Linked DNA regions of Mus musculus: all the other regions are linked to region 2. Evidence: chromatin loops called from intact Hi-C (ENCODE). Cell type or tissue: gastrocnemius. All regions are shown on one strand.

Region 1 (8,000 bases), 240 kb after region 2:
AGACCAAGGCGGGGAATAAAGAGTTAATGAAATGCTTCTGGACCCACACCTGACCCTTGGAAGGTGGAAAAGTTGGAAGAGGGAGGTTCTGTATGGACCGTATAAACCTTAGCTGTCTTGAATAGCCAGCTAGTCTTCTATTCCTCAGTGTTACCAATTTATCCCTCCCCCCCCCCCCCAGCTCTGCCCCAGGCTCCCTTTCCTCCCAGGAGATGCTTAACTGCTGAATTCCTGTAGGCGCACATCTTGAAAGTTCCCCAACATTCACAGAACTCTAAGTTATGCCAAGAAAGAGACTTCTTGCTCACCCTTCACTTTACAAGCAGATCCAGAACCGAGTGAATAATTAAAGCAACAACCACCGAAAGAAAACAATGTCATCTGTAGGATGAAAAACAAGGATATTGTTGAGCCAATTGAAGAGATTCTCCCACCGTATCAGTGTGGCAGCAACAATGTAATAATGTCAAGGGACTCAGAACTTCCTTCAGAGTGACAAAGAAGATTGCTTTCACAGGTGGTGCTGCCGGGGATACAGTTTCAACCTGCTGAGAGAACTCTTTCTATTTATTTTCACAAGTTCTTTTTTTAAAGACAGATTTTTAAAACTCTATTTTCTTCTCCCTGGAAACACAGCTAACAGATTCCCACGGAGTTTACAGCACAGCAAAAAAAAAAAAAAAAAAAAAAAAAAAAAAAAAAAATCAGCCGAAGCACAGTACAGATCGGTAGACATTATGCACAGTAGCTGGTTTGATTGACTGATCAAGATGGCACTAATGACTGCCTTAGCCCACTAGATCCTATTTGTTTATGAAAGGTTTGATGTCTACATCTGGTGGTGAACTTAGACAAGTTAGTGATGGGACATGTCATGTAGGTATAGCCACTCAGCGCTCAGGAATTCATATTCTGACATGTTTTCTTTTTTTCCTCAGGGAAGGAAATTCCACTACTGATTTCAAGTTGAGAAATTGAGGGGTGTCCTAGTTAGGGTTTCTATTGCTGTGATGAAAACGCCATGACCTAAAAGCAAGTTGGGGAGGAAATGGTTTATTCCGCTTACACTTCCAGATCAGGGTCCATCTCTGGAAGTCAGGGCAGGAGCTCAAACAGAGCTGGAACCTTTGAGGCAGGAGCTGATGCAGAGGCCATGGAGGGTGCTGCTAACTGGCTTGCTTCACAAGCCAGCCTGCTTTCTGATAGAACTCCCAGCCCAGGGGTGGCCTACTCACAATGGACTGGGACTTCCGCCATTGATTGCTAAGTGAGAAAATGTCTTACAGCTGGCTCTCAGGGTGACATTGAGGCTCCTTTCTCTCTGATGACTCAAGCTGTGTCAGGTTGACATTCAAAACCAGCCAGCACTGGGGAAAATGAGATCTCAATATACAGGATGAAAATTTCAGCACAGTCAGGCTTAGTGAGACAAAGACGTGATTTTCAGTAGCTGAATCTGAACGAATCTCTGCGTCTTCAAATGTCAGATTCAAAGTTTCCTTTACCTAATTAGGCAAGCAAGAAAACAAAACGACATTCTATAGCCTGGGAGGATACTTCATTGACTATAACATTCTTATAACACATAAAATATAATCTGGTATTTGGGGTATAAAGATATACTTGGTTGATAAGCTGAGATCTGATTTTCAATATCAAGCTAGTAATAATGTTTTGGGAAGGTAGAAACATTATGACGTGTTCTCTTTGACAGGGAGAGAGCCTACTTGGCAAATCAGCTTGAAAGAAAAAAATATCACGTTAAATATTATGCAGAGGCCATGGAGGGTGCTTGCCTGCTGGCTCGCTTCACATGGCTGGCTCAGACACAGCTAGAAATCCAAACCAGAAGCCATGTTTCCTCTTGGGAAACCCAACGCTGCCTTAGGACTGTGCACTGCAGCTCATCACCCACTGAGCTGTTGGTCAAAGGTAGATGCTGGCTGCTTGCGGGACACCCAGCAGATGTCAAATGCTCAGGGTGCTTAGTAACTGGTTATTTATGCCTTCTTCCAGGTCTAGTTCACACATCATTCCCCAAACCAGCACCCAAACCTTTTGGCACAAAGCACCAGTTGACTGAAACCCCTCCTTCCCTGGTCAGAACAGCTGACTATGGCCGATTCTCATGTCACACAATCCAGTACTCAACTGACATGGCCAGTGACGCTTCATCAGTGTGTTATTTTAAAGTAACACACAAAATCAAGATATTAACTCTGCTCTTGGGACTGTATTCCCACAAGTACGCCAAAAGTTAGCATTTTTAATATTTAAAGGCAATTCATTAAAATTAGAACAGTATCAATTCTAGCAGAAAAACAGGTACAAATAAGACATTATAAAGAAAGGAAAAAGAATACCAATTATTAAAATATAAGACTCACATTTCCTTATTTACTTTAGTCTATCCTTAAGTAATTATTGAATAAATATTTATCAAATAAATGAAGGGATTAATTAATTGAGAATTTATGGTAGAAGTAACATTTTTAATGAAGATAGTATTTTCCCCAACTAAGCTAATATGTCAGTCTAGAAGAGGTAGAAAATAAATGATATATTTAATAGAGAAGTTAAATGGAAAAGAGTATATATAAGAATCTGTAAGCTGTATAGAAAAATTTCGATGATTTTCCTAGTGCTAAAGGCAAGCACCCAGCCGAGAAAGTTTATCACACTCTACAACAGAGTAGTTTGCCTGTTTGTCTGATCCAGTTCTAGTCAGCAGTTACTAGACAAGCAGGAGACAACAGGCAGAGCATGGGAGAGGCAGGTGATGCCAGCCACAATGGTGTGAACCTGGGGCTGGGAGAGCCCTTAGGCTCCAGATGTGAAGCACAGGGGCCTGACTGGGTCAGCATCCAGGGGTTCTACAATGCTGGGTTCCATATTCAGAGGGCCAGAGAAATTTACAGGCTGAGGTCATAAAAATTCCTGGGCTTTCCCAGTTTTCTGGGTCCAAGGTTGAGGCTGAGAGCACCACACATGCTTCACTGCCAAAGCCAACTCCCAGGTCACAGCTAGGAGAGTCTTGGGAGAGTCATTGTCACTCTGCAATGTCCCTGTAGTACATTTATTTTTATTTTACGTGTGCAGGTGTTTTGCCAACACGCATGTCTGTGTACCGTGGGTTTACAGATGGTTATAAGCTACCATGTAGGTGCTGGGAATTGAACCTGGGTCCTCAGGCAGAGCAGCTAGTGCAATGCTTTTAACTGCTGAGCCATCTCTGGAGCCCAGTGTAGTGGCTATTTTAAGAGAAATGCTTACAAGAATTTTGTCTATTGTCACAGAACATCCAAGGATAAAGGTTATAAACTGATCATTGATACTGTCAGTTACTGTTAAATAAAGAATATACCAATAAAGACCTACGCTATTCTAAGTAAGGTTGGTAACTACCAAAGAAACAAAAAATGATAAATTATTTGCAATGATCACGTGGAAAGCCTCTACCATATAAGCTGAGTCTGTCAGAAAAATCTCAGAGGCGCAGAGTCAGCGACCTTGGCTATACAAAGGAGAAACCAAGGCACAGAGAGTACTTGGCCCGGATACAGAGTCTGTCTCTGCATCTTGCTGGGTGTTTGAAACTTACTACTGGATTATTATCATAGGGACCTCTGGGGAGGATGTCTCAGCCAAGGATGTTAGAGAGTCAGGAGATGGCAGAGGTTGGGCACCATCAGTTATGCCTTTCAACACCTACACACATCCACTAGAAAGAGTGGGGAAGACCCAAACCTTAGGGAGTCTGAAAGTGTATGTAGCTGTGGCCAGCCTCTGAGAAAAAAATGACAGAAGAAAAGACAAAGGGAGTCATTACAGAACTCAGAAAATTTTGCAGGCCTTCCCTGGCTAACCTGGGGGCGGCTGGTGGGGGGGCTGCTCTAGAGGGGTGAAAACCTTGTGTGTGTGTGTGTGGGGGTGGGGTGGGGGGGGCTGCCTTCATAGGAGTGGTTCCTTAGGCCGGCCCCTGACCTGCCCAGAGGGATTAACTCTAAATAAACCAACAAGGGCATGGCTCCCCCTAGAGGAATATTCTGTTCATTACTGAGATTGCAGACCTAAGCCCGCATGCACAGTTGAGTTTATGTTTGAAAGAACAGAATCCCGAGAGATTTCAGGAGTTGTGAACATCCATGTTCAAAACCCAAGAATTAGGTTTTTCTTTCGCTTTCCCCTCTTATTGGATCTTTGGTTGGTCTTTATTCAAATAAGCTGTCCCAAATTATTTGATCTTTACGAAATAAAACATAGTTTTAATGGTTTCTTTTCCGTTCTCGGCTTCCCGGCAAAAGCACCTTCAGTTTCCTTACATCCACAGCCTTCTTTGCTTTCTTGCTCTCTGCAGACTTGCCCGCACCCCCTTCTCTGTAGCCCCCTTCCCACCTATCTTGGCTGCCAGTGTGTGACCTGGCCACTGCCACTGTCTGTGCCCCCAGTTTTGCAGTTTCTGCCCTGATGAGGTCTGCCTTGGGTGTGCCGTCTTGGCATACGAGTTCACATCCCCCATGATACCCAGTTCCCCCATGAATTCTTCAGGTCGCTGCACTGAATCTTCTCTGTGGGGGTCAGCTGGGCTTTTTAAGGTTCTGTTGAGAATGCTCTAGATCAATGGTCTTCAACCTGTGGGTCATAATCCCCTTTTGGGGGTCAAATGCCCCTTTTACAGATGTGGCCAGAGACCTTTGAAAAACACAGATATTTACACTCTGATACTTAACATTGGCAAAGGTAAAGTTATGAAGTCGTCACAAAAATGATTTTGTTTGGGGCTCACCACAACATGAGGTACTGTATTAAGGGGTTGCAGCCTTAGGAAGGCTGAGAACCACTGCTCTAGTTGCTCTTGATGGAAGCCACTTTGCTGCTAGGGTGGTACAATTCACCTGGCTTCTGGAAGCTGCGTTCCATCCAAAGGCCCAGATGTCCATATGCCTTGCAGTAGTCAGTTTTAAGTGTCCAGCTTTCATCCATTTAACAGAGAAACCTCGGGAACCATTCTGAAGGCTCTGTAACACTGCTGTCTTCCTTGTGGATGACACACAGTCCCTTCACTAGATTCAAGGGTTGCTTATTTTGCCCTTGACAGCTCTCATTCACCGAAAAGCATAGACTTTTGTGTTAGCATTAAGTTTCCTAAGAGCAAATCAGCTATGCAATGGGAATTCTCTCCTACCTCTATATTGCATGGAAGGAGATTGCTACCATAACTCTGAGCCTCTCTTGGTCCCATCACTCATAGTAGGATGACTTACCAAGCTATGGAACTTGGGGAGGCTATTGGTGTGTATTTGAATCAACTGACTTTACACTGCCAGTAGGAGAACACGAATTCTCTCTCCCCTACTGTTGTTAGCCTTATCTGAGCAGGTGCCTACCTCATGGCAAAGCCTACCAGGACAAAGGTGCAAATCTTGGCTGTAATAACCATATATATATAATTGTTTCTTATCATAGGCAATTTCTTAGAACTTTGCTTTTTAAAAGGTTGATATTAGCCATATGTGTGCATAGTGTTTCTCTTTTCTCCAACAAGTATGAGCCTAGGGTCCTACACAGAAAGAAGAGTGCTATTTATTGGGGCATTTTGAAAGGCTGTCAGAGGGACAACCATAGTGTTGCTCTTGTGGAAGAACACAGAGTAAACTGTGGCCATGGTTTTTGAGTCATGCTCAGCACAGTGTGGATGACAGAAGTAGAGGTGGATTTGGGAACACGTGACCCTGTAGAGTACGATGTGCCATGCTGGCTCTAACTCCCTGTCTTACCTTTTTCCCTGTTACTGTGACAAATGCCTAACAGAAGAGCAGCTTAAGGGAGGAAGAGTTCATTATGTTTGCGGTATCAGAGGACAGTCTTCAGTGGGGAAAGTGCACAGGCTGGGGTGGCTTGGTGTTTGGAGCATGTCTTCACATCTTGGTTAACCAGAAAGCAGAGAATAGAACCAAAAGTTGGTGGGGCTGGGATGTAACCTGTAACCCATCTCTGTCAGCAATGCCTTTTATCCCAAAGGTTCCACAGTTTCCCAAAGCAATGTCACTGAGTTGGGATAAAGTGTTTGAACACATGAGTCTGTGGGAGACATTTCTGACCTTAACATCCCCAGGGAAAGAAGTGGTGCTGTACATCTGCCTTTGAAACATGTGATTTCTCTGGAGGGTTTTGAGGAGAAATATTAATGGAAGAAAGGAGGGATTTGGCATTCTGTTCTTTCTCATCTCCTGTTTCACATTAGTCAGGTTTAAGTCCAGAAAAGCAAATGTCACCTGGCCCTTCCTCAGGTACTCAGGGGGCAGGACTAATTCAGTGAAGAAAGGATTGAGAGAGTCTTTTTTAAAAATGCAAGATGATTCTCAGGTAAGTGCTATGCCTACTCCAGTGAAGTCTGCCTATCAAGGTCAAAAGGCCTGGAGGCAGTCACGAGGCAAAGAGTTTCAAGGAAACTCGGCCTCCTGGAACCTTGGCATTCTCATAGCCTGTATACTCAAACCCTATCCCCGAGTTAGTATGGTGTGTGCTCTCTTTCAGTATTGTTTTATTATAAGTGCCTTTAAAAATTGAATTTTAACATAGGTGAGCCTCTACCAGTGTTCCAGCAACCTAGAAAATCCTTGAAGCTGAATAGCTTGGAATTCAGTGAGAAGGTTACCTATTCAGTAACATTCAAATTTATTTCCAGTACAGAAACTAATTAGGCACTACAAAGAATGGAGCTAGAATAGCTCAGGGCTAGTCTGCAGAGTGATTACTTAGGACAGTAGCCGAGTCTCACCCAAACAAGGGAATACATAATGGCTTAGTGATAGGTGGGTTAACCATGAAAGAGTTAGGGAGTCCCCCTGAGACAGGTTTCTTCACTAGGCCCAAAGGAACAACATAATCAGGCATTTACTAAGAACCGCCCCCCCCCCCCCCCATAGTTGTGGGCTTAAGAATAGACTAGCATTACACCTGGCTCCCTTCTTAGTGGTAAACAGCGGCCATCTTTTGATGTATACATTCCTTTTGTTTTGTGTCACTGTAACTCGGGGGATGTGTTCGCCTGACTTTTCTTGTTTTTCTTCTGTATAAAAGTCTGGTGTTCATTTGTATGAGACACTCAGATTCAACACATTCTCTCGTGTTGTGTCTGTTTGTCATTCGCCGACTCCGTCACCCACCTGCAACCAGAGACCCAAAAAGGGGGTTAGTCTGTAGCAGGTAAGGAGTGCACCATTTTACACTTGATATGACATGACTCGTTGATAATATCGTCCTGGATAATATGGGTCATTTGTAGGTTTGATTTTCTGATCACAATAAGATACAATTATTGTGCCAAAAAAGAATGAATCTAGCAATGGCAGCCTCCAGCTCACAGGAAGACAACTGTGGTGACATTTGGAGTCAGGCCACATTCATTCAGCACTCCTTGGATCAGTTAGCTTAGAAGATGGATGCTTTTGAATATATCCTTGGATCAGAGGAAGATCAGATGGCTGATCTCATGGGAATTCAAATACCAGATTCCTGAAGCACAAAGAGTAAAACAACAAAATTATAGAATCTTATAAATGTGAAAGATCTGAATCTTCTTTCTTTATCTTAAAGAGTCCCCACCCCACCCCCGACAAAACTTCTCTTTCCCTCTTCTTCCTCTTCCTTCCCAAGGCAGAAGGGAGTGTGAGAAGTCATTGAAACACTGACCCATCTTCCAGTAAGCACGGACGGATATCCCAAAGGAAACAACCTTTCAGAGAATTATCCACCCGTTTCTCTTATATAAGGCTTGGGGAATGTATAACATGTCCAAGTTCTCCCATTTGGGGGCATCACTATCTCCCACACTGGGTGGAAATTAGCATTGGTCCCTCCTGCAGAGGGGGGCTGTGACCATATCTGCCCACCCTAGATCCTTTGTAACCGTTGTTGGAGGGTGTCGCCTATGGGTCCTCTTTCTGAATCAATGAAACTGCAGGTCACACACCTATGACTCTGACTCTGGGAGTGAT
Region 2 (8,000 bases):
TGTACTTAGACACGAAGCTGCACATTTCTCTATGTATCAGCATATATTAAGGGGTTTGTCCATCCTCTTCCGAGATATGTTTATCCACCGGCTGTCTTGTCCTCCAGGAAATAAAAAGGAGTTCCAGGAAAAATGACAGACTTGCTGGCTGTTGATTTCTACACAAGCTTGGCAACAGCCTCCTAGTTGACGAGTCAGGACATCTTCTGGACTAGCTCCACGGGACATCCTTTTATCTCTTCATCAGGGGTGGGGTGAGGGGGTGGGCATGATCCACCCAAAGGCCTTCATTTCTGAGCAAATACTCTGTATTATTTGCTCTCTCTCTCTCTCTCTCTATATATATATATATATATATATATGTTTTCTTCTGAGCTCTGATTTTTAATGTAAATAAAATTCATCAAACATGATGACTATTTGGACTATTTGTAAGAAATCATTCTGACTTGTAATATTTTCAGACGCACTTTAGTGTATGTTGGAAAAAAATTTTAAAAATGTATTGCATCTTCCAATGTCATAACAAGGACCACCCAAGTTCTAATTAAGAAAGAGAGATAGATAACATTTTTTGAGGTTTTTAATATGTTGTTTTTGAAAGTATTGGTATTCAACTAGGGAAAGTTGAAAGTATTTATGACTTCTTAGGAATCACGAAACATTTGGGAGTGGAGGGGGGGCAGTTGATGCTGTTGAACATGCCATGAACTCGCTAGCCTCTGACCTTTGTGTCCAACATGCTGTGATTGCAGGCATGCACCACCAACGTGGCTTAGGACACTGGTTAATTTGAACAAGAAAGCCACCAGTTCTAACTACACCTGTAAATGTTTCATACATGAATAACATCTCTGTAAATTCCAAGAGAATGGTGTTGACATTATGTTTTATTACACATTCAATGAAACATTCTTTTATTTCAATTTCATGATTTTTTTCTTGGCTTGCTACTGATGGGAGCTAAGTGTTAAAATGGACACGCCCAACTCGGTCAGTCAGAAATCACTTCCGTGGCCAGCATCACTTAGACACAGTCTATGAAGCAAACGTGTGTGTGTGTGTGTGTGTGTGTGTGTGTGTGTGTTAGTCTCTTGAAGGCAGGTGGTTTTGATGGAAGGCATGGGTCGGGGTTCAGCTGTGTCAGGTGTAGAAGCAGGAAGTTAGGTGCTAGGCTGACAGGACCTGGGCAGTTATCCAAATGGAGCCAGTGCCCACTGGGTGTTAAGTGTGGCACCTAGATAGGCCTTCCACGAATCCTGGAAGTTTGGTGAACTGAGGTTCCGTGAATTTGTCACTTTGCATGAGCCCAAGTACCATCAAGTAACCATCATGGAGGTCCCTCATTTGCTCTGCTGGTCACTGTCATCGCAAGTATAGGACTGTACCTCCTCTGTCACAATTTGGAAGGCTGCTGTTTTATAGAAGTGAGGTCAGGGATGGTCACTTAAGTTCCCCAGAAACAAACCAGGGGACAAATACAGGTCCAGTGACTGAAGGGCTACTCCAGGTGGAACTGGGAAGGGAGCGGGGAAGCATGGAGGGACGGGAAGACCCCTGAGCAGGTCGATCCCTGGAGGACTCTGAAACTGCTCCTTGGAGCTTGTCCACGGTAGGCAATGGACAGACTGCTCTGCCATTGCTGAGACCATGCCCACAGGGTATGCAAGCTCCAGCCACAGCTTTTCAACTCTGCCGTAGTGAACAAGAGCGCCTGGCGGGCTGCCAGACTCAACCGAGCGCCTTCACGCAGGGCTTTTTCAGATAAGTTTACCAAACTTTGTCCTCCGTTCTGGAATGGCCTGTTCTGCAGTTTTTAAGGCAGACCATAGTTGCTGGGAGCAAGAGTGTTGAGATAACCCATTTATAAGTCTCAGACTGGCTGCCTATTCACCTATGGCTTAATAATTTCCTAGGCCTTGTTTATCTAAATCTGTAAAGTGGGGAAATAGAATCACACACACACACACGCACGCACGCACGCACGCACGCACGCACGCACGCACACGCACACGCACACGCACTCACTCGTGACTGAGAGATGAAAGCCAGTGCTGACAGCGCTGAGCTGGGTTCAGCAAGTCCTCTGTGAACAACAGCAACCTTTTTTCCCCCCATCTCAAGTAGGGTGAGTGTCTGAAAGGTTGTACCAGGTCTGCTTACCTTCCAACGCCCCAGCTCTTTCTAAGTATGGCTTTGCACCGTTTTTAGCTTCGGGGTGGGTCTCTGACTAAAAAGGGCTGAACACAGGAAGGCGTGGGCTGGCCAGTTATTACTGAGAACACATTTTCCTGCTCCCCCACCCTGTTGGTGCCACTTTCCCTGACAGCATCCAAGTAGAGATAGGATTGTTCAGGTTGGAGGGACCCAGAACCTTGGAGGAGGCCAGCAGTCTTGGAAGAGGTGTGTGTGTGTGTGTGTTATATGTATGACTACAATTAGGAGAGGGAGGCTTGTGTGGTGTATGGCTGTAATTGGGAGATGTCTATGTGACTCTAATTTCCCTGAAAGAGGAAGTGGACTAGTTCTCAGCTCCTGGCCATCAGTAGTGACTGAAGATTCCCTGACTAGGGTGTATTCTGTGGTCCCTGCTGCTAGCTCCACTTCCCCCAGCTCTTATAGATGGCCTTGTTGGCTTCGGCATGGGCCCTGACATCAAAACCTTCCTGGTTGCTTCCCTAGGGAGGAGGCTGGGTTTGCTGGACCCAGAGACAGGTTCAGTGGTGAAAGCTGTCTAGATGAATCCAGTCTCACAACTCGCTTGTCCCCGACCCCCCTTCTCCTTCCCCCGCTCCCCTAGGCTGGTTGCCTTTCTTTCTCAGGAGTCTTGGTCTGATTGGTCAGTTTTGCCTGATGTCTCTGTTCCATTTTTCTGTTGCTCTCAGCCCCCTTCAGACTTCACCCAGAGCAAAGAAACATTCCCAAATGGTCCCTCATCTCCCTTGGTCTACTTATCTCTCAAATGCTGGAATGTCCTTCTCAGAGTCAATAAAATGGAGAACTCAGAACATCTTCCACTCTCCTGTGGTGACAACCCTACCCAAACACCCACACTGAGCCCTTTGTATGGGAGAACACGTATGCAGTTTGTGGGAGAATCTTTATATATTCCTTTAAGAAAAAGCAAGCAGTAGGAGGCTGAACAATCCTCAGTAAGAGAACCATTTCCCTCTAGGGAAGCAGGATGATAATCCTTTTGAACAGGAAGGACTTTTATCCATGTACACAGTGCAGTCAATCAGCTGGGAGACTACATCAGAAGGCAAGCTGGGCTTGTAGTAGTGTGGGACTTAACCAAATATTCCAAAGAGAGGGTTTTGTATAAAGCTCACTATAGATTTGAAGGGGTGAGATTCACTCCTTGACTAGGTTGTAGGTGTGATCCACCATGTTTAGATTAGACTTTAGTAGCCACGACCTTTCCTTACCTAACTAGCCAACTTAGCTTTATGGCGAGGCAAACATGGACATACAGCAGCACAGGCACTGACAAGCCACAAGGTGGCGCAGTACCTCTATATTTGGTCCCTGAGCACAAGGGACCATGGACTGGGATGAAGATGCTGGGATTCCAGAATTTATGTAGTAAGTATGCAAACTGTCGGCTACTGTCATGTCTTCTGTTATTGAGGCCAACACTGTGTACCAGTTTATTCTAGCTCCTAGTCCATTATGCTAAAAGAGCATTTAACAAGTCATAAAACCCTCATAAAATATCATCTATACTAAGACCCATGCTAACCAACACCAGTACTGATAAATGCTGAAACGCCATACATGACGACACTCAAGACGGTGGTGACCGCAGACAGAAAAGACAGCAGCTTCTTTCTCAGATTTATTTAAAGGGTTAGAGATGATATAGTAAGACATTTATGGCAGGGTCAACATAAACATGATCGCTTTGGTTATACTTCGCACATGCAACTTACTACAGAGGTAACACAGGTACAAGCTTCCATGTGAAACTGCACGGGTGGTGGTGGTGGTGGTGGTGGTGGTGGTGGTGGTGGCAGGAAAGGAGAGAGAACTGTGCGCACGTGGAGTACAGCTAAGAGCAAAGGTGTAAGAAGCCATGCCTAATGCCTACTGCCGCGCCAGGCTAGCAAAGTGCATTTGCTTTAAAGTCTATCACACACAAGCATTAAGGCTACAGAGCTTCCAACCCCTCCAACATCCCTTTCTTTCTGGCACGTCACATTGTCCTGCTTACGTAGCAGCACTTGCAGTCTGCAGCAACCAGACTAAGCGAGCAATCACAGGACTAAGAATTCCTACCCAACCAGCCTGGTACATTTCCATCCCAACCCTCCCTCACCAGCATTGACAACTGGTTAAGTAAAAGGAAAACAACAACAACAACAACAACAACAACAACAAAACCAAAACTGACCAGTTTGTGGGAGCTTACAGGTGGCAAAAAGCCCTAAGAGTTAGACCGAGTAACATCTGGAGCCTGCCATCACCTTTTCCTCGTTAACTGAGTGAGCATATGCTAATCTGCATGTGACAGGAAAACAAACTTTTGTCTATGAACTACTTATACCGTTTGCCATTTGATGGCTGTGTTCTAACTCATCGAAAGGCACATTTGAAAAATGCAATCTTACCTGGGCAAAGTAACCTACCAGCAGTACCTATAGCCGAAAGCTAGCCCAAGAGGTTATTTTTAATAATTGACCTTTACTTTTTATTTACTTTTTTTTTTGCAGCTTATTGATTCTACTTATCTCATTAAAAACTTTACTAGACAGAAGTTGTGTTAAAAACTTGCTTTTAAAAGAAACTCAGGGACATGAAACAGAAGAATGAACGTAATAGGCTAAAGTCTACTGGCTTGTTCTACTTGGTTAATATATGTCTATAACAATGAGGCATCCTATGATTACTAGGTCTAAATTTATGCCATAATTTACTAATTATGTGAGTAGAAAAAAAGAGACAGCTTTAAAAATAGTATGTGATGTCTAATTAGCAGTCCTACTTTTAACAGCTTTGATAGTGTCCCATGAAGTGGAAACGTAAGTGTTCTTTGGAAAGTCAGCTGTGTTGGATGTTTTGCTAAAGCAGACACGAGAAGGAACGTTTCGCTGAAGTGGACACGGGTGAAAGGATGCTTTGCTAATGCATGTGAACGGGCAGGTGATGGGTTCTTTGTTCACTACATGCCTCAAGTGTTGTTGAACTCCATCTGTTGGGCCTCCATAGAGAGAAACACTAAAAACTTCTGATGTGGTTCTGGTGGCTTGCAGCTTCCGCAGACGCGGGCTGATTGGCAGAGTGATGTCAGCTGATACAGACTCACACACAAGACCCGAGGTGAGCCCAGGCCCGAGGACACTTGATATTTGGAGGGAGTATATACAGGACTCAACGGATGGTGATGGCCTTACATATCTTCGTTTCACTGAGAGGCACAGCTGAGAACTTCGAGTTCTTCCTGCTTGACTTGTGCTGAGGCCGAGGCCTGGCCATTCCTGCTAGTTATGCCACTGCTGCTGCTATCCTGACACTACTACCGACCTGGACTGCTGGTGTAGCCTTGACATGTTTGCGAGTGGATGGAGCTGCCACTGCTGACCTGTCAACTGAACAGCTGATTTTCTGACAGTGCACACAGGAGTTGCTCCAAAGAACCATTTTTTAAACAGGTCCACTTCCCCCACATCCTTTCTTTTCCACTACCTCTGGTGGGTGGTGGGCTACAAGGGAGGCTAAAGCATTTAAGAACCATTATTACAATTAGGGTTGAGGAAAAAAAAAATCAAAAACTACAGTCCAGTAAATCCTTCTACCTCTTTAACCCTTTAAGTTCACAATAAGAACTACAGTCTCACCAGACAGTGGTGGCACAGCAGGCAGGCGGATCCAGGACAGCCAAGGCAACACGGAAAAATCCTGTCTTAAAAAACCAAAATACCACAAACAGAAAAACAAAACAAAACAAACCCAAACAAGCAAAAACAAACAAACAAAACCCCCCCGAAACCGTCCATCCTGGCCGAGCTGATGACCACAGCAGAACTGTGCAGAGATGGAATGATCTGAAGGCGGGAGAACGAGGGGGGCAGGGGCTGCACTTTTCCTACTTCTGCTTCTCTGTGCCCCCGAGTAGTGACTCATGCTTTTCAAAGGACTGAGATTTTATGTTTGAGTGAGGAAAAGATGGGAACGCTAGGTTTTGTAACGGCGACTCAGCATTAAACCTTCCTTTTTCTTTGAGTCCTCGAGAGGCAACTGCATGGGAAGCAGTGGACTAGCCCTGGCCACAAGCCAGGCTGCTCTCTGGTGCGCCTTACACTACATTTTTACACACGAAAGAATACGAGCCCACGGGCAGAACTAGCTTTATTAGACGGTTTTACAGAAAGACGCCAGATTACTTTCTCTGCTACCTAAGGTACAAGGTACAGCATCCAGATTATTCTAAAACATGCTCGAGCGAAGTCTGTATTCAAGATGAACTTTAAGATGGGTTTTCTCTTAGAGCAAAGGGAGGTGCTCCATGGTACATCTTCTAAATGAACGTTCCTGCAGTGAGCACACCCCCTCCCTGCTGGCGGAGGCCCTGGCTCCCTGGGACACTTTCTGTCTGGGATTTAACGTGCCAACTTGCTTCCAGGAGGCTCTTCCTTCAGTGGCCTCTATGTTCATGCCTGAACTCACGCTGGGCTACCATCCCTAGCCAGTACAGACTTCACACTGCAACGTTCACAGCACCACTGTCTGATATGAGGGAAGTCACAGCTGAACATGGATAGAGTCCCATAACTAGACTGCTTACTGTGAGAAGATGAGAAATTCAGCAAGTGTTAACTTCCTGGCAGATATATACATAGAAAACTCAGTCCTAACTGGGATCAGGCTTTGACGTCCAACTTGAATGGCAATGGTGCCAGCCTTGTAGTGTGAATTCTGGTCTCTCTGCCCCTGACCTGGCCTTCCTGTGCCCGACTTTCACCATCTCCCTTCACTTCCGGCATTTTGGCAATTCCAGGCTGGTTTTGCCAAGGAGGCAACTGAATATACCAGAGCAAAGCATGTACAGTCTCACGAGGATTATACATGTGAAAGAACACAGAAAAGGACTACCCAGTATAAAAATATAAATGATAACACATCAGCAAGTAGAATATAAACAACCTTCTGAGAGTAAAAGGTGAAACTGCATCCAACTAAGTGCATATCAACTCCTCCTAGGCACTGTGTGGTAACCGCTATAAATGATCTGGGTGCCCATGCTCTGAAACTTCAACCCTTTTCCTGTGAGCACACTTAGTGATCAGCCTCTAACGGCGCTCAGCCAATTCCTGTCTGCCCAGTGTCTACCTTTAGCCCCCACCTCCATGTCACACTGGGAAGTTAGGCACAAATACATTAATGGCTTTAGTGCTAAACACTGGATGCCTAGGCTATTCCTTAATAAAGCAACTAGAAGGAATAGGTTTAAGATAGTCCTAAGTCGTGTAAAAACTCTACCTCATAAATGGCAGATATTAAAAAGACCTGGTTGGGTGTGTGACAGCACACATCCACAGTCCCAGACAGTCAGGAAGCTGGGCCAGGAGGATCACGAGAGCCTAGATGACATAATGAGCCGGGCGGAGGAGCAGCTCAGCGGTAGAGTGAATGTCTAGCATGCACAGGGCTGTGGGTTCAAAGCCCACCCTGCAAACTAGCAGGACCCTTCCAGCTTCCTCAGCTCTGTAGGAGGACTTCTGTCATTGTGGTGGTCGCTGACATGGTTGGGATGTGTGTTCTGGGACTGCATGAGGCTCTGGGAAATGCCACCCTTCAACAAACACCCTGCTATTCTTGAAAATCAAAACAAGGTGGAGTCAATTAAAGTAATTTAAAGTTGAAGACATTCTGGATAAAGTGCTTCCTCAACCAGTCTCTAGAATCATCTGTCCCTGGTGTGGTTATGTGTGTTCAGAAAAATGTCAACAACTTAAGTCTTTAAAAACAGCAATCTTCGTAAGTGGAGCAGTGGTGGTGCA
Region 3 (8,000 bases), 200 kb after region 2:
GCACTGTATTTTGAAGATCATTGTTGAGTGATCTTAGCGCTCTTCTTAATTTTATTTTATTTGTATTTATTTTTTTCAACATATGGTTTCTCTGTGTAGCACTGGCTGTTCTGGAACTTTTTTTTGTAGACCAGGCTGGCTTCAAACTCACAGAGATCCACCTGCATCTGCCTCCTGAGTGCTGGGACTGAAGGTGTGCACCACCACACATGGCTATCACCCTTCTTAAAAACTAGCTAGCCATAGATATATGGAATCATCTTTGGACTTTCAGTTCTACTCCATTAATCTGTATGACTACTACCTTCATGCCAGTACCACACTTTTTGGTTACTGTAACTTTATAATTTGTAAAACCAGGAAAGGTGAGGCCTCTCTCTAATTTTGTTTTTTTGTAAAACTGTCTGAAACGTCTGGGAGATCATTAGGATTCCAAATGACATTTTTGAATGAAATATCCCATGTCTATAAAAAAGTCATTGAGTTTTTGTCAGAGATTGTACTTCTCCGAGAACCAGTGACATCTAAATATGCCTTTGTAGTTCAGGAAACCCTGGATGTCTTCTCATTTGTTGGCATCTTCTTTAATTTACTTGAGCACCTCATTGTAGTTTTGGGTGTGCAAGTCCCTTGCCTTCTAGGTTAAGTTCATCTCTGTGTACTTTATTCTTCTTTTTCTATTGTGAATGGTCTTGGTTTCAAAGGGCCCTCGTGTAAACAGTGCTACAATGAAATTATCCTGGACTCCTACGCAGTCAGAAGTAACAGTGATGGAGTGACAGAGAAAGACATTGGAGTTACTAGAGCTTGACAGCCAGGTTCCAGGTCATGCCACAAGAACACAAACATCCTGTTAAAGATAGATAGTCTTGGCTAGAAGACCATCCAGGAAGTATGCTAAGAAGGAACTTAAAGTGAGAGATGAAGAAGGGAGAAGGAAAGGAGGTGTCCTACAAGGCTGATCAAAGTGAGCTTCCGAGTTCATTTAGCTTAGGATCTGCTAGGAAACTAGCAATTAAGAACGAGAAGACTCTTAGAGGCTCCGTAGAAATGCTCAGTCTAAACCATGGTGAGTGTGGATCCCTAGTCTTACCTTGGAGCTGCTACAAAGAAAAGAATGGTTGATCATCCTTTGGGATCTAAAATGAGGGCAGAAGAGTTTCTTTTCAACAAAAGGTCACAAATCCACTTAACATCACCAAATAGCTCTATATAATTGAACAACACATGCCCCCTTTATCCTCCATGTATCTTTCTGTATGTATCTGTCTATTTTCTATCATCTACCTATTTAGCACCAAGAATTCATCATATCTCTATTGATCTTCCCAGGGAGCAGGTTTTAAATGCTTCTCACCTCTGTGTATGAAGCCTAAACAGAAAGACCTATGCACAGCTGCATGCAGAAAGGTAGAATACACACACACACACACACACACACACACACACACAGAGAGAGAGAGAGAGAGAGAGAGAGAGAGAGAGAGAGAGAGAGAGAGCCACACCCACTCCAGTGAAGTCTGCGTGACAAGCCTAAAGGCTTGGACACAGTCCCGAGGCAAATTGTTTCATGGAAACTCAGTCTCCTGGAACCTTGGCATGAATGTTCCAAACCTGTCCCTGCATTAGTCAGCGTATAGATCTGTGTGCTTTCTTTCAGTATTGTTTTATTATAGGTGCCTCCAAGAAATGATTTTACTAAACCTAAATCAGGTTGAATTCTACTGTCTGGCCTTCACCAATGTCCTAGGCAGTCCTTGAGCTGACCCTGGGCTTGGAATTTTGTAAGAATGTCATTTATCCAGACGAAATGCCCCACTGCTGACATTTAGTAATCAGGCATCTCCGTTTGCCAGATAGGAGCTAGTATTCTCAGGGCTAGTTCAAAATAGTAAACTTAGAATTCTCATTACAGTTGGGCATGGCAGACTACATTGCATATTAGAAGAAAGTTGGTGAGTTCTTCTGACAAATGGACATTCCCTACAGATACTTAAAAGAGCAGCCAAGTTACTCCCATATGCAAGAATTTACCATGGCCTAGGAAAAAGGAGGGCTATGGTTTAAGGAAGAACTACAGTACTGCATTATTCATGAAAAAGGTCTGCTAGAGCAGAACCCCCTGGTGCAAGCTTTCACAAGGCTCAGAGGAATAACATAAACTGTGACAGGGTGTGAAATCCCCTCCTGGTCCCTGTCATTAGCTGACTCTAGGCAGGGTTACTCTTATCTCAACTGTAAACATTGCCTGGTGCCTTCCAGTCTTTTGAATGCCTTTCTCTGTTTTGTGTCAGAAAACTTCAAAGTAGCTTAACTGTTGTATCACCTAACTTCTTTGTTTTCTTTTGTAATATATAAGTCTGATGCTCACTTTGACACATTACATTCAGATACAACACTCCCTTGTGTCTGTATTTGTTTGTCACTCCCTGTCCACCTGAACCGGAACTCTGATTCTCCTGCAGATTGAGGGCCTCACGTTGAGGCCAGTCTGCAGCAAGAGAGGACATGAATGAATAGGAAGAACCATGGGAGGAAATATTAGTTGTATATTCTAAAACATTTCATGTGTCTCTACGCATGGAATACAGAAAGAACCAGAAGAGCAGGCTAAAAAAATGGAATGTCTTGGTCATGTTCTGTGCCTCCTGTAGTTTTCAGACTCTATAAGGCATGGACATTGCTTATGGTCATCGAAGTTAGCCAAGATTTTCTTCTCATAAATGTTGAGAGAGATGCGGCTTAGTAACTTTACACTAGTATTTCATTACCCAAAAAGGAGATAGAGCTTTGTACAGTCATCACTGTTCTGGCTTAGATATAATGTGTTCCCCTAAAAGGCTCATGTGCTGGGGACTGGCATCCAGTAAGGTGTTGCTTGAGAGCTTCATTCGGAGGTAGGGTCTAGCTAGGGACATCGTGCTGGGGTGGGGGTGGGTCCTTGGGGGTCTTTTGTTCCCAGCCCCTCCTGGATTCTTTATGATGCTTCCTTACTGCTGGGATGTGAATCACTCTGCCATGCCTTGCCTACAGGATGGACCAAACCCTCTGTTACATGAGCCAAAGGAAATCTTCCCACCTTGAAGTTGCTCTGTTGACCCCTTGGTCATAGCTGTACAAATACTTCAATAATACAAGTAAAGAAACAGTCCAAAGTTGACACTTGGAAATTCTAAAAACTGCTGTGGGAAAATTAACACAAAGAGAACATTTCATAAGTTATAAACAGACTGAAAAGGTTGGCAACTGGTAAAGCCATCTTATAGATTGATTGCTCCTGAGGCCACCGCTGAAATCTGGGGTTTATTCAAAGGGAACTTTGGGTTTACTCAGCAAGTGACACTTGGCAATATAGTTATTGTAAAAAGACAAAAGAAGGTGAACATTTTAATGATGAAGGAAAAACAAAACCTGTACTGAAGTGGTACCTTTTGGTGTTGTCTATGAACCGTGTCCAGTCTGCAGTGAGAGGAACAGAACGGATGCTGTGTGCTTAGAAACTGTGCAGCACCTCCTCACAGTAACTTCTGAGTGTGGACTCTAGTAAAATCTGAGCTCATCGAAAATTGGATCTTTAACAACCCCACAAATCAACCAACCAACCAACCAACCAACCAACCAACCAAAAAACCAACCCTGGATAACTATTTTAGATGATTAATTTTACTTAAAAAACACAAGGATCGGTAGCTAATTTTGACATCTCTTTGCTTATTCTGATTAGCCAAAATCTAATTTGCTTCCAGTTGTATTAGAGACTGTCTATTGAATCCTCGGGACATTAGGGCTTCAGATGTACAGCTGGCTACTACCAATGTTTGGGGTGCCTGAGCTCCTCAGATTTTGTGTCTTCTTGGGTTCCAGTTTTAGAGCTGTGGTGTTCTTTGGAAAGTCACTGATTGCATTAAAAAGTCACTGAGCCCATTTTGTTGCAACTGCTTTGAGGCCAGATCAACACCTGCACTGCTTAAGCCATGGCCCTTTCGTGGAGTGGCCGTGTCAGTGTAAAGGGCATTTTAGCCTTTAGAATCGAAACCAGAGGATTTGAGAGAGTTCCCTTGGTATATTCTATTATGAGCATCCTTGGGTAATAGAACTCACCCATGACATTAGAGTTAATTATAAGCATTTATAGAGAGATCTGTAGATCTTAGATTATTCTTTTAACTAGAACATATTGCCCCTGGAGAATTTAAATATACTAAGCCATCCATAGACTCTGCATCTCCTGGCCACAAAGGGTGTAGAGTCTCTGTCTTTTAAAAGAACATAATCCAGAAGGAAGACAGATGTTGAAGTGGTGATTGAGACATCCTTGGGCTATTATGACTGGACAGTAAAATCACTTAAAGAGATACTTTCCAGGGCCTTCTTCTAATTTAGATTCCTCTCTATTTCCACACAGTTATCTTAGGTATTGTGGGACAGCAGAGAAATTATGTCTTGGGGCAACCTAGAAAGCTCTAACTATTTGTAAGGAGATAAGAAGACCTTTGCACCTTTCAGGAGGAACCAGCCTTCACAGCACCATAATGGCTCCAAGGTACAACATTGCCACCCGCTGGTGGTGAGGAGTCTTTATGGTCTCTGGGTTCTGAGCCAGGGGAATGCCAATCTTTAAAAACATAATTTAGAGCCAGTTTGGAGCTTTCTAAATACACAGGAGCAAGCAAAGATGCCTCTCTAGAAAGTACTTTTTTCTTTTCTTTTTTAAAAAATGGGTATTTATTTGTTGATTAATTCAATGAATACTTAATTTTAAATAGAGAGGCTTGCTAGTTATGTAACCCTGGCTGGCCTGAGACTCACTATGAAAACAGGCCTCAAATGTATAGCAGTCCTTCTGCCTCTTTTCTGAGTGCCTGGATTGCAGGCATACTTCATCATGCCTAAGGTTTCGATGGTTTTGTTTCTGTTTCACACAAGATCTTGGTAAATAGTCCAGGCTTTCCAGGAAGTCACTGGCTTTGCACTATTAGTGAGCCTCCTGCCTCAGTCTCCCTTGTGCTGAGACTACATGCACTCAAGGAGCATTCACAGAATGCCCTGTCAGTGATTCTTTAAAAGATGTGGGCTTTGTTGTTGTTGTTTCTTGCTTGCTTTAACGTATAGAAACCTTTAAAATGGGGTAACTGAATTTACTGATCAATTTAGGGTGTATCTTCAAATGCAAATGGGTTTTCTTATCCACTCAATTCTTATTGAACTCTTGATGTTAATATATTGCATTAGTCCTTCATTAATTAGGGGAGTGTAAATTTTACATGAATTTTTAAAAAGGATTGTGTTAGCCTGCCTAGCTCTGAAAACTAAATATAAATAAACATTATGTCATCTCCCCTTTCATTATTCTGGACAATGATCTGACTATCTTTACCTTATTCATTTTCTCAAAGTATCAGGTGATAGAGTCAGGCTTCTACCATCCTGTGGGAACTCTGGAAAGATAAGAAGTATATAAAGAAGTAGATTTGGTTCAATTAAAAAGGAGCAGACTGTGGTAAACATACAGCTGCTTTCAAATACTGGTAACAAGTTAATAATTGTTTCCTGCAGGCCCAGACTGAATTCTGGTGAGCACAAACCAGAGAAGAGATTTTCAGAGAACCAGAGACAGGGATGGAGCTACATTGTGAACTAGTGCTTCCTAGCCAGTACCTCAGTAGGTTCTGACTGAACATATCTTGGTGATACCTTTGGAGGAGACATTGGTGTTGAGTAGACTGCTGACCTCTATGTTTCCTTTTCTGATTGGTACTCAACATGTCTACCTAACATCTGTGGGGAGCCAAATATTGAGTCACCTATCATCATATGATAAACAGAATTGTATCTCTTAGATAATTTAAAACCAAATCAAATTGACAATGATGATCTGCCATCAAAGCTGCCCACAAAGAATTGAAATACAGCAGCTTTTAATCTTTGAGATAATTGTTACATTACTTGTCTTAGGCTACTTACTTGCTTCATAAAAGCAATGAATAGAACCTAACCTGGTATATAATTGTTCCCCATAGGACCTCTTTTGAAGGTCCTATGCATCAATGCACAGTTGTTTGGGATAAATGACTTGTTTTTTTTATTGAAGAAAAATAATTCTAAACTTCAGAGACTATGAGTAAGAGCAGTGTTTAATATATTGGTCAGGTGTTTGCTGATTTTACTAGCATATTGTCTCCAAATTGGCAAACTGAAGAAGGGTAGTATAGTGAAAATTTTGGGTTTTGGTTTCTTTAAAAAGAACCATAGAAATATTATAAGGACAGTTTTTGTCTTCATCAGATGTGGCAATGTGGGTCTGCCTCTCGGCAGCTGACTGTGCTTGCCTCTTGCCCTCCAGCAGAGGCGTGGTTTTGTCAGCAGCAGATAGTTTCTGTGATTGTGTGATATTTGGAATTCTGGGAACTTTTCAGAGAGAATCTAAGTGCTAGGGCCCTGATAAAGGAGTGTGTGTGTGTGTGGGATTGTTGGTTGGTGGTCATTCAGGGGAGTAGCAGTTTGTTAGTACTCACACTCAAAGAAGAAACTAAAAGAAAGAAATTAGGTTTAGGGCTCTCTCCCCCCTCTATCCTTTCTCTTATATCTAGTGATAGGAGGTGAAACTGGGGGGATAAAGTGTGGGAAAAAAAGAAGAATCCACAAAGTAGCAAAGACCAGCTACAAGCAGCACATCAACATGGGGCTTGAAGTTAAAGAATAAAGTAGAGGATTTGATTTCAAATGCCATGAATGAAATGACAGGGAACAAAGGAATCAATATATTTTTTTCAAGAGGCAAGCAAAAAGTTTATTGGAGCTGCAACCAGACATCCTCCACATTGCTCCCAGAGGAAATTTTTCTGTTATTTTTTTCTTTTTTCTTCATATATTTTGTTTAAAAAAAAGTTTGAAAGATTGGATGAGTGGGTGGAAATATTGCAGGTGGAAATGGAGGGGCATGAGAAACAAAAGATGGCTGAAATGGGAAACAGAAGGGGGTGCTCTTGGGGGCTGTCTATGCAACTGGAAAGGTTGCCGGTGGAGGTGGAAGTACCTGGGGATCGAGGCTCACAGGAGAAGAGAAAACAAAAAAGGCTCAGTCCTGGCAAGAAAGGCAAGAGAGTGGAGGTTTCCTGTAGAAGGAAAGGGTGAAAGAAATGGTGCTGGAGTTGGTCAGGTCAGAGAGAAGCTGAAAAAGTGGGAGGATGTGCTGATGATGCAGCCCATTTTGAGAGAAAGCGTTAATCTAGAAGCAACGGAGTCACTAGAGTGAGAGGAACCTGGGGTTACAAGATCATCACCATCAACTTTCTCATATGCTTGCTAAAGGTGTAATGAGGCTATGATGAGATAGGATGACATCCTATAGAAATGATAGCTCTAAGGCATTTAAAGAGGCCATGATTTCATATGGGATGCATTCACCTTCTGTGAGACAAATTCTAAATAACTGGGCTACTCAAAATAGACTCATTTCTCAAGCTTGGAAGGTATTTGTAACAGCTGTACTAGAGACTGGTCCACAGTTTTAATGGTTAACATGGTGGGGGTGGGAAAGCTGTGAATATTGAACATTGAAATAGAGTGAGGTGGGTGAATATAGAAAAAGATTAGATGTTGGGTGAAGGGGAGTACTCTGATGTAAAAGCACAGGTTCAACTTGATGATGTTACTATAGAAGAATGTTTCTTAGTGGCTTTAAGAGTTTGGGACAAAGCTGAGGAGCCCTGGGGAAAAAGTCCACCTGGTTTACAAAGATTATACATGGTTCCGGAGGAGCTGTCACTGAGTTTTTACGAACATCGGTCTCAGCAATGAACAAAACTGTATCAGACCATGATGCAAGACAGATGTTGATAGAGTCCTTGGCATATGAAAATTCAAATACTAAATATAAAAAAGTTATTAGATCATTAAAGGTGAGAGCAGTGCCTATAGACAAGTGTATAAGGGATACACCAGGTGTTGGTTCTAATGTGTATCATACTAATCAAGTTATAGTCAGAGGTTTCAGATAT

Evidence for each region. Hi-C counts contacts between places; a loop is a spot of excess contacts. Peaks named below come from ENCODE experiments on the same cell type or tissue, not always from the same donor. Only the 100,000 strongest peaks of a DNase experiment are listed, where the experiment ranks them.
Region 1: it touches region 2 in a loop (9-fold over the local background); 14 of 42 quality-filtered maps call a loop at or near these places.
Region 3: a loop joins it to region 2, with 11 times the contacts of the local background. A loop is called at or near these places in 28 of 42 quality-filtered maps.

The regions. Positions count from the first base shown.
Region 1 is chr13:112,268,102-112,276,101 of GRCm38, reverse strand. No RefSeq gene overlaps it. Among named protein-coding and RNA genes, the nearest start is that of Ankrd55, 16 kb to the left of the region's middle. In gastrocnemius, a CTCF peak has its summit at 4,044 (motif pointing left); a DNase peak (open chromatin) is centred at 3,986.
Region 2 is chr13:112,505,173-112,513,172 of GRCm38, reverse strand. Il6st (interleukin 6 signal transducer) reads right to left here. Exons shown (of 17, transcript NM_010560.3): 17 at 6,313-8,000. Among named protein-coding and RNA genes, the nearest start is that of Il6st, 45 kb to the right of the region's middle. In gastrocnemius, no CTCF peak of the experiment used is centred here; DNase peaks (open chromatin) are centred at 1,692, 3,499, 6,267, 6,611 and 1 more place.
Region 3 is chr13:112,305,384-112,313,383 of GRCm38, reverse strand. The region is part of intron 1 of Ankrd55 (ankyrin repeat domain 55); the gene reads right to left. Among named protein-coding and RNA genes, the nearest start is that of Ankrd55, 21 kb to the right of the region's middle. In gastrocnemius, a CTCF peak has its summit at 4,564 (motif pointing left); a DNase peak (open chromatin) is centred at 4,547.